Linked DNA regions of Homo sapiens: region 2 is linked to region 1. A link is an interaction called in ENCODE POLR2A ChIA-PET data of the cell type or tissue named here. Cell type or tissue: A673. All regions are shown on one strand. Links, peaks and the distances in the headings refer to the core of each region. The heading gives the core; the rest is flanking DNA.

What was found. Peaks named below come from ENCODE experiments on the same cell type or tissue, not always from the same donor. Only the 100,000 strongest peaks of a DNase experiment are listed, where the experiment ranks them.
Region 2: POLR2A ChIA-PET joins it to region 1 with 7 read pairs; 3 of 35 experiments call an interaction of 5 or more read pairs at or near these places.

What each region holds. Positions count from the first base shown.
Region 1 is chr11:44,176,912-44,180,911 of GRCh38, reverse strand. All of the region lies in intron 8 of EXT2 (exostosin glycosyltransferase 2), which reads right to left. Among named protein-coding and RNA genes, the nearest start is that of EXT2, 83 kb to the right of the region's middle. RefSeq lists an enhancer at 2,247-2,747. In A673, for the core only: a CTCF peak has its summit at 2,419; DNase peaks (open chromatin) are centred at 1,491, 2,271 and 2,812; H3K4me3 peaks cover 418 bases; H3K27ac peaks cover 4,000 bases.
Region 2 is chr11:44,270,245-44,283,518 of GRCh38, reverse strand. ALX4 (ALX homeobox 4) reads left to right here. Exons shown (of 4, transcript NM_021926.4): 2 at 7,861-8,171. Among named protein-coding and RNA genes, the nearest start is that of ALX4, 33 kb to the left of the region's middle. RefSeq lists a silencer at 5,644-5,961 and an enhancer at 11,305-13,274. In A673, for the core only: no CTCF peak of the experiment used is centred there; no DNase peak of the experiment used is centred there; H3K27ac peaks cover 774 bases.

The DNA of each region.
Region 1 (4,000 bases), core at 1-4,000:
CAGGCTGGTCTTGAACTCCTGACCTCAGGTGATCCGCCCGCCTCGGCCTCCCACAGTGCTGGGATTACAGGTGTGAGCCACCGCGCCCAGCCAGAATAACTTTAGGACATGTAAGGTGACAGAAAATGTATCTCCCTTCATCCATTTCTTAAGAAGCTTTTGGAAAAAAACCAAAACAGAGAAAGATGTTACAATATGGAAATAAAAAATCCAACAGAGCAGAGACACAAAGGGAATTCAGAGTGTCACAGTGAACTGAGAATCAGGATGACCACTGCACAGGAGACCTGGAGAGCAATCACTGCAGACTGGAACCGAAGAGAGGGGCTACAGGAGAGATGACTCCAGAAAGAAACAAAAATCCTGGACTTCACTTGTGCTTGATCATTTTATTATTTTGTTTGGGAATCCAGGAAAATTAAATTAGTGATAGGAACATGGAAAACTGCGGGAAAAAACAACAGGCATTTATTAGCTCTCTGGAAAATAGAAAGCTGTACAAGAAAGAAAACAAAATCCTTGTTTACAACTTTGTTCAGTTGAAAACAACATTTATACAGCTCTAATAATGCATATAATAAATACCACTTTAATGAAAAATGATGACACAGTCATAACGGTAAGATGGAACAGGAGGAGTGTATAGGGGAAGTAGAAACAACAGGAGAAAAAGTGCTAACTTGAAGTAAAAAGAGGTTTCTGAGTAAGAAATTTAAAAACAGCATTAATGGGGAAATAGGAAGAAAGTATCAGAGAAAAGTTAGAGTTAAAAGCAGTTACTCCTTGAAAACAGGCCCTAATTTTCATTCTATGGTTTCTTTTACTTGAATTTTTAAGCCGCACTATTTTCTAAAACACAAAACCAAGAAATATAGCTGAGGGAAAAAAAAGGGAGAGCCAAAAGTCAAGAATCAACCTCTGGTTGAAGCAATGTGTAAAGTTTTCTAACCTGCAGCTGTAATGACCCATTTATTAGAAATTTACACTCAAATATTAATCAATTGGGAGACACATAAAAAATTAATCAATTGGGAGACACATTAATCAATTGGGAGACACAAAAGTCAAGAATCAACCTCTCATTGAAGCAGTGTGTAAAGTTTCCTAATCTGCAGCTGTAATGACCCATTTATTAGAAAATTATACTCAAATATTAATCAATTGGGAGACACATAAAAAGGACAGAATATTAGAAACGGAAACAAAATTCATTATCTTGAGGTTATAATACTTAATTATCACATTTCCCTGGTAAGTTCTATTATTGAATCATTTAAGCAGACCTCAAGGGAGAATTACAATGGCCCCTGAAAAAAGGGGAAAGGGAATTTGATGTGCTAATATAAGTGATAGTTGGTACATGAAAGATTACTTTGCCAAAACATTCAGTATGTTCTTAATTAATCTGCTGCCAGATCAAGCTCCCACGGACTCTGAAAAACTATTCTACTCACTGCCCTCCCACAAGCTGTGTGATGTAAGGAAGCAGTCAGGTTTTGATTCATGAAAGCTAGAGCCATAAAAGTGAACTCTAAGTAAGCAATGAAGGCAGGACTGCATCTAAGGAAACAATGTGTGTAGATTCATTCATCCAGCACCACCACTGGGGCTGCCACGCAGATGTGTGTTACACAGGCACATTAGTTTATCTCTGCTACAAAAGCTCTAGTATGCTCTTCTGATTGACAAGATCATCTTAGCAATATCCTCGAGTCCGTCTTTTCATATTCTTTATCTATCCTCCCCATCTGGATCTGGCTTGTGATTTTCATTTTCTTTACCATTTTCTATCTGACCATCAGAATTGGCCAAGTTCTTTGCTTGGGGCCCCAGATCAAGCTCTCTGTGTCTTTCTGCATCTCTCCATCTGCAGACCCAGTTCAGCTTTCCTTATTCCCTGGCTGCTGACATCCTGAGACTTTCTAGCTCACTTCCAAAGAAGTAAAAGGTACTACTCAAGGAAAGGTCTGGAATTTAGGGTAGCATACTGGATCACTTGTGCAAATGTGATCCTATAAATGTGATACCTATAAAAACAATAGACTTCAAAAAGCTTAAACTTACCTTAAATTCAAGCTAAAATTTCTAAATTCCATACATTTTTTTTTTTTAATCATATCTAGGCAGTAGGAGGAAGATGGAGAGAATAAGCCAAGAAGGCCTCCTGGGGGGCAGGGTAGGCTTTCAAATTCCAGAGAAACATTCCACAACTTACAGGGTGCTGAGTTGAGTTACACAGACTGTTAACCTGGTATCTTTTCAACTTAGAGTTCTGCTTCATACATCCGAGCTAGTGCTTCTTCAGCTTGCAGAGTGATTTATTGCTTGTTAGTGTTTATAGCTGAGTGATATTTTCAGCTGCTTGTACAACCACAACCTTTGTGAGTGAGGGCCACCGTCTGGACATCTAAGTATAGGCAGCCCTGAGTTTTTCATGTAGCTGAGACAGATTTAGTCTGAACCCAGCCTCTGGATGCCTCTAATCCAAGCCCCGCAGGGTTAAGAGGAGGAAATGGATGAGGAGAAAGGAAGAGCCTTCTCCAGGGAGTGAGTTAGGACACTCACAGTGAATGAAATCCCACATCAAAATATGGTCCCTGGACCAGCAGCATCAATATCCAACACTTGAGAACTTGCTAGAAATGCGAATTCTAGGTTCCTACCCCAGACCTACCCAATCTGAATCTCAGGGTGGAGTGGCAGCACTCTGTATTCTGATGCCTACTAAAGATTGAGAACCACTGCCCCATGGCACACTCTACCACATTTTGCCCACAGCTGTGATTTCTGATCCCCCTGGGTGATTCTTGCCAATCAAGTGCTCTTATGCAATACTCTCATCTGGCTGATCCCTTGCCCTTTCTATCTTCAAAAACTAGAGCTAGACTGAGGCTTAGAGGAAGTCCAGGGAAGTATCTAATCCTCATCTGAGGCTTTGATTGCAGTGAAGTTGCCACTCTGGCTAGATTTCATAGAAAAAGCTCTTGTTTTTCAACCTCATTCTTATTCTGGGTATAATAATTCATTTTAAGATGCTTCCCCATTTTTCTCATCAATTTTTGTCAATGGCCATAAGAACCCCTACTCTCTTCTCTTTCTGTTTTAAATCTGGTAAAGTAAATGCAGAAAGGAAAAAAATCTGGGGTATCTTTATTAGTGTTACCTATGATAGCAAACTTGGAAAAAAAACCATCTATCAAAAATGTAAATAAAATTATAACATTGATAAGATGCAGTATAATCTTTTAAATCACATCATAGAAAAATAACATGGGAAAACACTCCACTCTACATAATTTTCAGACTATATTACATTTAGTTTTTAAAAAGCTGTCACTGAGAGGACATAGCTTTGGTGACACATGAATTCACTGTTTGAAGCTCACTTGTCTCTGTCTCTGTCCTCCTACATATGTTCACATCTGGCAGAGAAACAGAAGTAAAATGAGGAGGGTGTCCAAGGAGAACCCTAGCTATAGAGGCTAGCCCCAGATGTGCGGATGAAGGTCTGCCAAGAGGCAAGACCAGAAATGACATAAAAGTTAGAAGTAATATAGGATATTTAGGGAGATGACAAAGCTTTGCTGATATTTGCAAAAAGGAGAGAAAAATAAAAGCATGAAGAGACTGAAAAGGCATAAAAATATAGGCAGCCTTAACATGAACAGCTAAGAAAATTAATATAAAAACATGCACACTTCCCCTAATAAAGAACCTTAACTTGGTGATAAATTCCTTTCAAAAAGAATTCCTTTCAAAACAAAAGGTCAATCTCTCCAGTTTAGACAGGTGTATTACTTTAACATTATTTCCAAGTTTTACTGTGTCAAACTTTTTCAGGTTCTGAGGGTGTGGTGCAACGTGGATAATGTCATCACCCTAGTTTTACAGATAAGAGTGACAAAGCATCTAGTGACATGAATACTCTGCAAGGCCACCTCTCACTGTCATAATCATCGACACACGTAGGCCTTTTTTTTTTTTTTTTTACATTAAACTA
Region 2 (13,274 bases), core at 4,580-8,579, 98 kb before region 1:
TCCTTTATTTAACCAATCCCCTATTGTTGAATATTTTGATTACTGTCGGTTTTCCTACATATTAAACTATGACATGATGAACGTTCTCTCTAGTGAATGCTTACCATCATTTATTGAGTAAATTCCTAGAAGTGAGATTTCTGGGTGAAGGCATATAAACTTTTAATTTAGTTTTTGTTTTATATATATGAACACAATTTTGTATTTTCTTTTTAGTTACATTTTTTAAAATTTGAAAACAACATGCTGTAAATTTTTTTTTTTTTTTTTTGAGATGGAGTTTTGCTCTTGTTGCCCAGGCTAAAGTGCAATGGCATGATCTCAGTTCAGTGTAATCTGCACCTCCCGTGTTCAAGCGATTCTCCTGCCTCACCCTCCCAAGTAGCTGGGATTATAGGTGGCTGCCACCATGCCCGACGAATTTTTGTATTTTTAGTAGAGATGGGGTTTCACCGTGTTGGCCAGGCTGGTCTCAAACTCCTGACCTCAGGTGATCCACCATCCGCCTCTGCCTCTCAAAGTGCTAAGATTACAGGCGCAAGCCACCACGCCCAGCTGTAAAAAACTTTTTGGTATATACTTTTATGAGTTTTAACACACTCATGTATAGATTCATGTATTCACTGCCACAGTCAGGATACAGAATAGTTCCATCACACCAGTGCAAGCCCTTTGTAAACAAACCTTCCCCCTCCTCCTACACCTGGCAACCAGTGATCTGTTGCCTAGAGTCCCCGTAGTTTTGCCTTTCCCAGAATTCATGTGCTAGCTGAGTGCAGTTGCACTTCATGTAAATTTGAGACTGGCTTTGTTTACAGACCCTAAGGCCACCTTTCAGATTCATCCATGTCATTGTCAACAGTTCTTTCTTTTCACTGTGGAGTCGATCCATGGCCTGGATAGACCACAGCTTGCGTCTCCATTCCCCTGTCAAAGGACACTTGGGGGTGTCTCCATTTCGGGGTGATTCTGAATAGAGCTGCTGCAGACATTTGCCTATGGGTTTGGGTTCCTCTCCTCTTAAAATAAGTCATTATTTCTGTAGGGTAAATACCTAGGAGTGGGATTGCTGGGTCATGAGGTCAGTGTTAGTTTAACTAGATAAGACACCGCCCAAGTGTTTGCACTGTGATGGATGGGAGTTCCGGGTGCTCCATACATCGCCGTAACTTGGCATCATCAGGTCTTATTCCCACTGTGATAGGCACATAGTGGTATCTCATTGTGCTTTTAATTTGCATTTCCATAGTGGGTAATGAGGTTGAGCATATTTCATGCTTATTTGCTCCCTGTAGATCTTCTTGGGTGAAGTGTCTGCTAGAATATTTTGCCCACTTTTTGTTAAATATTACTATTAACTACACTCCACACTTTATTCAGATTTCACTGGCTTCCCCCAATGTCCTTTTACTGTTCCAGCATTCCCCCCAGAACACATTGATTACACTTAGTCCTCATGGTTCCTTGGCCTCCTCTAGTCTGGGGCAGTTTCTCAGACTTTCCTTATTTCGAGAGCATTTCAGGGCTTGGGTTGGTGGCTGTGGGTGAGCAGGATGGCCTGTGCCACTGGCTAGCCTGAGGACTGCCATTTCCACCCCACCCTCTGCTGAAGATTGGCAGCCCCTTGAGGGCCGGGACACTGTCTGTCTCTGCAAACAGCTGTGCCCCGTGCATGTGTGCTGAAATCTAAGCCCAGTCACTACTACCCCTTTGGCATTATTTATTGGGACTGGAGCTAAATTAGGGACATTCAAGTTGAGCTCTGGACAGACCCCAGTGTCAGATGAGGTGGGGTGGGGACGTGATCAATGGCTAAACTTTAACCTCCGCCCTCACCCCCACAGGACCGTTTGGACAGCAGTGGGTTTAGTCAGTGCCCTTTCAATAGCATGAAAGGGCCTCATGCTGGCCTGTTTTTTTTAAGGAGATTACATCGGTGTGTGCACTCCGCCACAGGGTGTGTGGGGCCAGCTCACCCGAGAACAGAGCAAGCGGCATGTCCCCCACAAAGCAGATGTTTGGAGGAAAAATAGATGTAATCAAAACCATGGAGGATAAAATGACTGAGACCCCTTAGCGCCATATGCATGGGCCTGTGCACGGCTCCACACAGGCCCACACCACCCATGTCCACACCCACCCACGCGGATCTGCACCCACACACAACTGCCCACGGGGACACACATCCCACTTGTGTGCCTGCGCTTGACCACACAAGCATGCACACTCCACAAACCTATCCACAAGCAACTACACATATGTTCCCCACACCCACTCACAATGGCAGACTTGTGCCACAGGCCCTCGGGTGTACATCTGTACATACAGATGCTACCAGCACCCTCTCCCTAAAATGGCTCTAGAAGGTCATTCTTTAAATCACGGCCAAAAAAAAAAAGAAAGAAAGAAAAAAGAAAAATCAGTCACCTTTGGAAACCTCTCAAGGGTTTTCCTGTTTTAAAAAGGTAAAACTAGATTAGAGTGATGCCATTGGGTTGAACCAGGACAGATGGGTAGAGGTTAAGGGAACGAAGCAAGGCTTTCCACTTCATGCATTTCTCCAGCTGAAATCCAACAGCCAGGGGTTCCCAGCACTAGAAACGACAGCTCCCAGTGGTACGGGGGTCCCCCCAGGGGGAGTTCCAGCAGAGGTTGAAGGGCTCAGTGGCTCCCGATTGAGAATACAACCTTGAACTGAATGCTTCCCACTTCATCAAAAGCAGTCTATGGCAATAATGCTGACCTAGGATTGTTTGAAGAGCACTGGATACCATGATGGCCACACTGCGTGCACAACACCCTCCGTGGAGCAGGCATTGCTCTCAGTGATGTAGGTTCACTACTTGATTGATGGCTCTAAGTAGTCAGGGGTTTACTTCCAGATCAAGACTGGGAAGCTGCAGATTGGGACTACATTGTCTTGGACCCCATAGCCTCAGCCCTGGGACAAACTCATCATGGGAGGGGCATCAGCATAGAGCCTTTCCGGGTCCACAAGGAGCTGCTCCAGGGAGGATGTGAGAAGTCCAACCCCTGGCGGGTGGCCTGGACCCACGCTGGGCGCTGTTGCTGCTCAGCCTTATGCCAGCACGAGGTGCCCCAAGGCTCTGAAGAAGGCTTGCCCAGCATCCAGGCAAACTGAGAGCTCCCTGGCGGTCTTCTCTACCCCAGTGTGGTGGCAGGGTGGGTGTGGAGCCAGTTCCTGGCAGATCCTGGACTGGGTTTCTGGACCTTGGTTTCAATTCTGGAGCCGCCCCTATGAAGCCCGTCTCTGCTTCTCCTTCTGTCCCTTGCTCTCTGCATGGAGACATCGCTCAAGGTCTGTCTGGGTCTTTCTTCTCTCCTGTCTCCCGCAGTGACCTTTGCTGTTTGTGCTGTCAGCCTTGAATGGTGGCATTCGTCATTGCGTGCCCTTTTTCAATGTATCCCACCCGACTTTCTCCCCAGTGGGTAGGAGGATGAGGCGGTTGGTTCATTTACTCGAGAGACATTTTCTGCACATGCTCTATAGAACATCGGCTCACCAAAGGTGCACACAGATACCTGGACAGAGCGAGAGCTCAGTGATGTTTGTTAGTTAGAAATTGTTCATTTATTCCTCAGCAACCTCTTACTGCATCTCTGCCACCTGACCTATCCTGTGCTGAGCCTCAGGCTGAGAAGGGACAAACGGCATGAGGTCCCAGCCCCTGGGGAACTGACATTCTATAGGAGGAGCTGGACATTCGGGGCTTGATGAGATTACGAGTCAGCAAACATAGGCAGTCAGTGGAGAGGGTGAGCAGAGGATGGAAAACAGTCACAATCTGGGAGGGCTTCCTGGAGGAGCATTGGATCTTGGAGGTCAGCTGGAAGGAGGAACATGCCAGGCAGGGGCCCGAGATGGGGACTTGGGGGACCAAGGTCAGTGGTTTCCTTTGGTCAGGAGCAGTCAGCCTGAGCCATGGGACTTCTATTTTCAGCAGCCGTCTTGCTGAGGAGGGCACCTTGCGGGGAGTCAGATCTGACCAGCACCCAGGCCTTCAGCTACCATGCTGACACTCCAGCCAGCCCGGGGTCATCTCCCTGGAGAGCAATCTGCTGGCTTTGCCCAGGGCCCAGCCCCACTCCTCATATCATCCCTGCCACCCTCTGTCTCACACAGGCCGGAGAAACTCAGGGCCACCCGAGGAACAGCAGTGGGAACTGCAGAAGGAAGGGAGACTCAGAGGGGTGGCAGTAGCCTCCCAATGTCCGCAGGGACAGGGCTGTCATGGGGAAGGGCGCTGGGGGGTTAGAACTGGAATCAGTGAACCAGACCTACAGGAGACAGACATGGGCTGGGTCTAAAGATGAGTAGTTCTGCTGTCCTGGGGGCAGTGAGCTCCCTGCTACCCTAGACTGGAACCAGCGCCAGGTGGAGATGCTGCAGGGTGGCGAGAGGTGGACATAGACAGCCTGAGCTTGGGGTCTTAGGACTCAGACTCTGAGAGGGCTGTGCTTGTTATTCTGACCAGTTGAGTGGAGCTGCAGAACTTCAGGGAATTTTTCTTTGTTGTCTAAATGAGGAACCCAGCCTCAGAATTTAAAGCAAGCTGACTCAAGACAGGTTAGAAGGCTTGCTTCCTTCTTCCTTGAGGAACCAGGAGCAGCGCTCCCCTGAATTCCTTCCATCTCTGACACAGGCACACCCTCCCCCTCTCCTCCCCTCCCCAGGTCCTCAGGGACAGTCCTGGCTGCTGGTGAGCAAGGGAGGAGGGACCCTCAACTACCCCGCTCTCCCTATTTGTAGGTGAGACTCCAGAGATGAAATGGGTCATCTGAAGTCCTGAGAAGAGCGGGGGCCGAGGCCAGGGCTCCCAACTCTTGGCCTGGTGGTCTTCGCACACCCTGTGCCACCTCTATCTCTGCCTGCTCACTTGGTCTCAGTGGGCAGCTGGAGGTGGGCAAAACTGGACCCTTACTTGTCACCATGAAGACTGGACCTTCTGCCACTTCCCCTGAAAGGCCAAGAGCTGGCTCAGTGCTGAGAGGCTGCCCCCAGGCCGCATCCTCACTCCCTCATCCTCAAGGGCTGGTCCTGCCCCCCACAAGATGGACAGAGCAGGACGCCTTGGTCATATGAGGCCCCTGGGTTCCTTCTGCCCCTACCTCTCTCCCTGGGAATAAGGCCTAAGACCGCAGGGGAGGGAGTAGAGGGCAGGCCAGGAGCTGAGAGGCTGTGCTCTGTCCGGAATTGGGGCATGTTCCCTTCTCTCTCTGGCCTCAGTTTCCCCCCAGTTAAAACTAGGAGTTCAGGCTGGTCCATACCAACTCTCAGTTCCTGTAACATGGAGCTCCCATTGCTGTGCAGGGTGGTCCCAATCCCCAGCAAGCGTCTATGGGGCTGTGAGATGGGGCCTGGGGATCAGAGCTCAGGGCTCAGTGCTCACCTCCCTCAGCCCCTCATCTGGCTTCCAGGAAGTTGCAAAACAGGGATGGTTATTTTTGTGAGGCTGGGTGGGGTTTCTAAAAAAAAAAAAAAAAAACCTAAAACATAAAATGTATTTGTCTGCCAGGAAGATAAATATCTTTGCTGAAAGCTCTTGGCCCAGCTGCCAGCTGCAGTTTGCAGAATGTTGTCACTGAAGCCATGGCTGTCTGCATGTGCCTGGGCTCACACAGGTGTCATGCGTGATGCCGCTGGGCCGGTCGTGCACCCCCATGGCGTCTGCACTGCCAGTGGCCCTCAGGAGCAGCCTCCTGAAGCTGCTTTCAGGCCTACTCTGGGCACTCACCTCTATGCCCTTTCCTTGATGCCTTGGAGAGGGAGGCGAGAATGCCACAGGCCAAATGTCCCTCTCAGCTTCCCCAGTGTGCACAGAAAGCCAGGAATGAGACGAGTCTGAAGCTTCAGCCCTCAGGATCTGGATGGAGTCAGAAGACCTGGACTAGAGGCATCATTCTGACACTTAATGCCCATCGCTTGGACCTATTTCCAGAAGAAGAAACCGCGGGTCAGAGTGGCTGATGCTCACACCTACCACACGTGCTTGTTGTGATGATCAAAGCTCGTGCACGTGAAAGGTCGTGTCAAATGCTCCCCAAACGTCTTATTAATTGTGTTTGTTCTTTCACTCAACAAGTTCCTTTTCCCCAAGTTACAGACAAGGAATACAGTTCTCGAGGAGTTCACACCCACATCTGCAGACACCCAGTTGGCTGCCCTTCCCTAGGCATCTGTGCACGCCCTGCACATGCTCCTGTGCCCAAGGGCCTGCATGCTTGGAGGACTTCTCCAGGGTCGGAGTCCTCTAATGTTCACAGGGTCTGTGGGTTTGCAAGTCCAGACTAGAAATGTGAATATCAATAATGGCAAAACTACATAGCTAGCACACTAGCCTCTTTATTTCCCACAGCTACCCTATGAGGAAGATCCTAGAAGTATCTTCATCCCCATTTTATAGAGGGGGAAACTGAGGCACATAGCGGGTAGGTAAGCTCTCCTGAGCACACAGCTGGGGAGTCATGGCCATAGGATTCATGGCGGGGCTATCAAGAGTCCATGACCTAAACCAGGGGTCCTTAGCCCCCAGGCTGTGGACCAGTACCGATCCATGGCCTGTTAGTAACCGGGCCGCACACAGGAGGTGAGCGGCAGGTGAGCAAGCATTACTGCAAGTTCTGGCTCCTGTCAGATCAGCGGTGCCATTAGATTCTCACAGAGGCGTGAATCCTACTGTGAACCATGCATGTGAGGGATCTAGGTTGCGTGCTCCTTAAGAGAATCTGATGCCTGATGATTTGAGGTGGAACAGTTTCATCCCCAAACCATGCCCCACCACAACCTTCTCCACCCATGGAAAAAATTATCTTCCACAAAACCAGTCCCTGGTGCCAAAAAGGTAGGGACTGTTGTCCCAAACCCTCTGCCAGGAGGTGAGTGTGTCTGCCTAGGAAGCTCACCAGGCTGTGTGGTGGTAAAGTGGCTTCTTGCCTCACTCTCCCACCCCAGCCTCCACCTCTTCTTTCTTGATGTGTATGGGTTGACTCGTCCTTGCAGTCCTGAGCTAGGAATGTGCCGGTGGGTGGGGGGTCCATCTGCCAGACGCAGTGGCTGGGAGCTGTGCTCATGTACACCCACCCAGGCCCGGGGTCAGCGTGCTGGGGATGAAGGTGCCCGGGCAGCCTCAGTAAACAGTGGGCAGGAGCTGCTTGTAACAGGAAATGTGGCCCATGCCTCAATCCCATGCACCCCCAAGGAAGAAAGACCCTTCTCTTGAACAATAGGTGAGACCAGTGTGCAGGGTTGGGGGGCAGGGAAGGAGGTGTTGACTCCTCAGCACTGGACTCTTGGGGCAGAGTCTCCACAGCTCCTGCTGAACTCCTGGTGGGACTAGGCCAGGAAAGGAGGGGCACTCCTGTCTGCCTCAATCCTGGGTCCTCCTCACCCCAAGCCCCACTGGGCCAGACATGGCTGCTGAATGAGTTTCCCTTCCACCCAGGGAGGCCATGGCACTGGGGTCAGAATTCTCGGGCCCCAGAAAAGTCCTGATGCAGGGAATCCCTCTAGAGAGAGGAGCTCAGGGTCAGTGAGGTGGGGATTAAAGGTCACAGAGGTCAGATTGGCTGCCTTAGGTTCACATAACATTGTTGCTGGAAGGGACCTAGTCTAAGATGATGGTGAAGAGGCTCAGATTGGGGAAGAGATTTGCCCAAGGTCACACAGCAAGTTAATGGCAAGCCAGAATTAGAAGCCAAGTCTCCGGACCTCGCATCCAATGAGCTCTAAGAGGAAAAAGGCAGGGGGTGGCTACCCGAGTGCCCCACTCTCCCCCTGACATTCCCCTTCTCTTGTTTGGTTCAACCATTGGTTTCTGACTTTGTTTCCTCCTCCCTCAGCTAAAGAGAGCTCCCTGGGTGAGCCAGAGTTACCCCCTGACTCTGACACTGTGGGGATGGACAGCAGCTACCTGAGTGTCAAGGAGGCTGGGGTGAAGGGGCCCCAGGACCGGGCCAGCTCAGACCTCCCCAGCCCATTGGAGAAGGCCGACTCAGAGAGCAACAAGGGCAAGAAGCGGCGGAACCGGACCACCTTCACCAGCTACCAGCTGGAGGAGCTGGAGAAGGTCTTCCAGAAGACCCACTACCCAGACGTGTATGCGCGGGAACAGCTGGCCATGAGGACAGACCTCACTGAGGCCCGCGTGCAGGTCAGTGAGGGCCACCTGGGAGTGAGGCTGGTAAAGCAGAGCCTGTCCCTGGGCTCTTGGCTGCAGTTGGGGTCTCCTGACTGCCCACCAACCACACCATGGCTTTCCTTTCCTCAGTTCATTGAGAACCTGAAAGTGGGGGCTCCTAGCCTGCCCCTCATGCCCCTGTCCCAACTAGAGCGACTCTGCTTTTATCCTCTTTAATATTGGGCTTCTGCACTGTGGTGGGGGGTTGCAAAGGAAGGAGGGCCTCCAGCAGAGGGGCAGGAAGGCTGCTGCTGGCTGTTTCTGGGCTTTACACAGTGTAAGAGTCCTGGCTCTTTCACACAGAGAAGGGTTACTTGTCCCTGCTCTAGAAGGCCTATCTCTTAGACAGGAAACAGGACAAACATGAAGACAATGTCCACAGCATCCCAGTGGGCAGAAACAGAGAACAGTTTAGCTCTTCCTTCTGCCTAGATGGCTGCATCCCCCTCCATTTTTCAAGTCCCAACTCATACCTCCTCTGAGAAGTCTTCCTGACCACTGTGGCTAAAGCAGTAGCCCCCCTATTACCAGCCAACAACCAAAACACCCAACCCAGTACAATACAGTGGAACCCAACACTCAACCCAACTCATTGCAACCCAACAGAACACAACCCAATAGAACTCAACTCAACACAACACAACACAGTGGAACTCAACACACTCAACCCAACTCAGTGCAACCCAACACAACACAACCCAATAGAACTCAACTCAACCCAGCACAACACAATGGAACTGAACACACTCAACCCAACTCAACCCATTCCAACACAACACAACCCAATATAACACATTCCAATGGAACTCAACCTAACACAACACAACACAATGGAACCTGACACACTCAACTCAACTCAGTGCAACCGAATAGAACTCAACCCAACCCAACACAACACAACCCAATAGAACTCAACTCAACCCAACACAACACAATGGAACTCAACATACTAAACCTAATGCAGCCCCTTCCAACACAACACAACCCAATATAACACATTCCAACAGAACTCAACCTAACACAACACAACACAATGGAACCTGACACACTCAACCCACTCAACACAACCCAATAGAACTCAACCCAACCCAACACAACAGAAGCAAACCAGCTCACCTTTTGTTACACTGTCCTATTTTATCTTCTTAAAAATTTTTTAAATTTTTTTTGTTTTCTTTTTAGAGACAGGGTCTCATTCTATCACCCAGGCTGGAGTGCAATAAGATGATTATAGCTCACTGCAGCCTCAAACTCCTAGGCTAAAGTGATCATCCCACCTCAACCTCCCAAAGTGCTAGAATTATAGGCATGAGCCACCATGCCTGGGCCCATTTTATCTTTTGGGTATTTTTGTTTATTTTTTTTAAAGAGACTGGGTCTCTCTCTGTCACCCAGCGTGGAGTACAGTGGTGTGATCATGGCTCACTGTAGCCTTAACTTCGTGGGCTCAATGGATCCTCCCGCCTCAGTTTCCTGAGTAGCTGGGACCACAGGCATACACCACCACGCCTGGGATAAGTTTTTTTATTTTTTGTAGAGATGGGGTCTTGCTTTGTTGTCCATGTTGGTCTCAAACTCCTGGCCTCAAGTAATCCCTCACCTCAGCCTCCCATACTGCTGGGATTATAGGCATGAGACACTGTGCCCAACTCCTATTTTGTCTTCTTTACAGGATTGTTGACTGGCTTACGTTATTTTACTTGTTTGTCCCCTCCTACTAAACTGTGATTTCCTTGAGATCAAGCACTGATTGTTCATCACTGTATTCCCACCAATTAGAGAAAGCCAAACGCAGAGCATCAAGTCTAAAAAATAAGTATCCGTGGATCAATCAACCCTTGTCCAGAGAGCTGTATCTGCCCCGACCAGCATGAATTCACAGCAAAGAAAGGATCAGAAAGAAAGAAAAGACCCATGAGTAGCCAAAATACAGGTGACAAAATTCACACACTCAAGTTTAAGTTTCAATTTAACACAAAATAAATGTCATAATCAGTCCGCTTTTCCAACCCAAAGCATGTTGGAAATAGCAAATAAAACGTTGCCACATAGCAGTTTTTCCCTCTCCAGTGGGCCAGAAAAATCAATAGCTTCAGAACAAAGAGAAATCTTTTTTTTTTTTTTTTTTTTAATCAGCAAAGCGCCATGCAGCTCAGTGGGCTGAGCCCTTCAATGTTAGGACAGAGATGCCCCAACCCTGCAATCCTCAGCAGGCCCCAGGGACTCTTGAATTAACTCATGAAAGCATCTTCAGCAGCATTGTTCTAAGGCATCAGTAAAAGATTCATCAGTTACAACCATTTTCTGTTTAAGAAGGCAGAGGCATCTCTAATAGAGTCTACAAACTTTTTTTCCAAAATGGCTAATGTGGAAAAGGACTAGTGGTTATCAGTAAATATGTAGCTGTTCAGAAACTGCAGCTACCAGAAGTGATGCTGAAGAGCTGCACGGTTGAGTTGCTGTAAGTTCCCTGAGGGCAGCCTGCCATTTTTTTTTTATTTTTTTATTTTTTGAGACAGGATCTCACTGTGTCACCCAGGTTGGAGTGCAGTGGTGTGATCTTGGCTCACTGCGGCCTCCACCTCCTGGGTTCAAGCGATTCTCATGCCTCAGCCTCCCAAGTAGCTGTGACTACAGGCATGCACCACTACACCCAGCTAATTTTTTTTATTTTTTGGTAGAGATGGAGGTTTCACCATGTTGGCCAGGTTGGTCTTGAACTCATGACCTCAAGTGGTGCACCTGCTTTGGTCTCCCAAAGTGCTGAGATTACAGGCGTGAGCCACCATGCCCAGCCCAGACTGCCTTTTTTTTTTTTAGACAGAGTCTTGTTCTGTCGCCCAGGCTGGAGTGCAGTGGTGCAATCTTGGCTCACTGCAACCTCTGCCTCCCGGGTTCAAGCGATTCTCCTGCCTCAGCCTCCTGAGTAGCTGGGATTACAGGTGTGCACCACCACACCCGGCTAATTTTTGTATATTTAATAGAGATGGGGTTTCACCATGTTGGTTGGCTGGTCTTCAACTCCTGACCTCAGGTGATCCACCACCTCAGCCTCCCAAAGTGCTGGGATTACAGGCATGAGCCACTGCACCTGGCAAGACTGCCATTTTATTCCCCTCCAGTGCCTAATGAATGTTTGATGAAGGATGACAGGGCAGCTGGGGCTTTCCTGTGAATCCAGAAGCCCTCACACACCCAGATCTCACTTGAATTTGGACAACCAGCCACTCACATGACCTTACATGCCTGAGTTTGGACAGGAATCCTAGCATCTAGCCTGATCTCCAGCAAATGGATTGGGGAGGACCCACAGGTGTAGGTAGAGAAAGGGGCATAGCTGGTTATGGGACAGCCCTGTAGGTGCTGTGTTGGTGTGGGATAAACCTGTTCCTTTTCTGTGCAGTATGTGTGTACATTTGTGTTTGCATATGTGGGTTGCATGCATGCTTCCTAACAAATATATGGGAGTGCCCGGGAGTAGAATTCACTAAGTACTGAAAGAAGAATGACGCCTTGAGTACAAAACATGAAAACAAAGGCGCACAGAGCATTTTTCAGTTGCCACCATACAACTAAAACAGAGTGTTCTCTGCACACACACATGCGCGCGCACACACACACACTTATACCTACTTCCAAAATGGAGTTGAGGTAGCTTACAATTAAAGATTTATTTGTTCAATCTAAAAACAAGAACAATGGCATGAAATGCAGAGGTAATGTGGTAAAAAAAAATTTAGGCTAAGGTTCATGGTTGCCATTGAGCACAAACTTCAACTTGGAGCTTCCTGGCAGCCAAGGCAGAAAGGGAAACTCTGACGTGCTGCATATCTTATCACCTAGTGGGAGGACCACAGAACTATAGAACGGTAGTGCTGGAAATGATCACCCCATCTTCCCATTTGATAGACGAGGAAGAAGAGGCCCATAGGTGGGAAGTCATAACCTGAAGTTAACAGCAGCCACTCAGTAGCAGCACTGCGACTGGAATCCGGGACTCCTGAGTCGCAGCCTAGTGCTTCTTTGACTTTAGTTTGCTGTACAAGGACACATGCCAGATTGTTCAGAGGCTTTTCTTTGTATAAAGGCAGCAGGGTGGGTGGGATCTTCATGTGCGTCAGACCTCTGGGTTGAGCCCTAAGCCTGGCAGTGCCCTGGGGGGGTAAGGGGGTGGTGATGGAACCCCCTGCCTGCCTCTGCTGTGTTTGTTCAGGGCCCATACTCAGCTGGTGGCAAGCCAGGTGCCTGGCGTAGAGTGGTGGTGGGGACAGGGACGGGGCAATGGGGGCCCCAAGATGGACTTTTCCTGGGAAGAAGCCTAGGGTTTGGCCCTGCTCCAGGGGGCTGCAGGGGCCTCTCTCTGCTGTCTGGGATTCCAATCTCTGCAGCTGGTGTCTGAAGACAATAAGACAGAGGCCTCCCCGCCCTGGGCCACCCCGCCCTGGCCCCAGATGGGCTGCGGTTAGCGAGGCCTCCGCCAAGACAGTTGGTTCCTTGCACAGCCCGGTCCTCGGGAGAGGCCTGTGCTGAGTGGGCCCAGGCTGGGGTGGTCCTGAGGTATGACATTCAGACCGGGAGAACAGTGGGGACCTCGTGGTTGGCTGTCCTCCTGGGGCTGCACAGTGGAGACAGGCCTGCGGTGCAGAGCTGGGAGGCACAGGAACGGGCGTGGGGGTTGGTGTGGCATCTGGAAGGGAGCTCTCGGAGCCCCTGGGGCGCCAGGGGTCAGAAATGGATGGACACTCCAAGCCTCAGGACCTGCAGATGTGAGCATAGAAGGGGTCGTGAGGATACCCTTGCTGCCTCCAATTTACTGGGGAGGATATTGAGGACCGGCCAGGCTCACCTAGCTCATGTCTGGATCTGGGCAGAAAAGCCAGAACTGGGTGCGCAGGGTAAGGCCCCAGGACAAAGGAACAGGAGAAGAAGGAGGGAGGAGGTGGGCAGCCCTGCTCCCACCGGTCGCTCACCCGCCTCTCACCATTTCCATCTTCAGCCCTCAAATAAATCCCTCAGCCTGACCTTCTTCCACTCCTGTTCCAAAGACGGTGCTAGCTCTGCTGGCCTCTCCCCCGC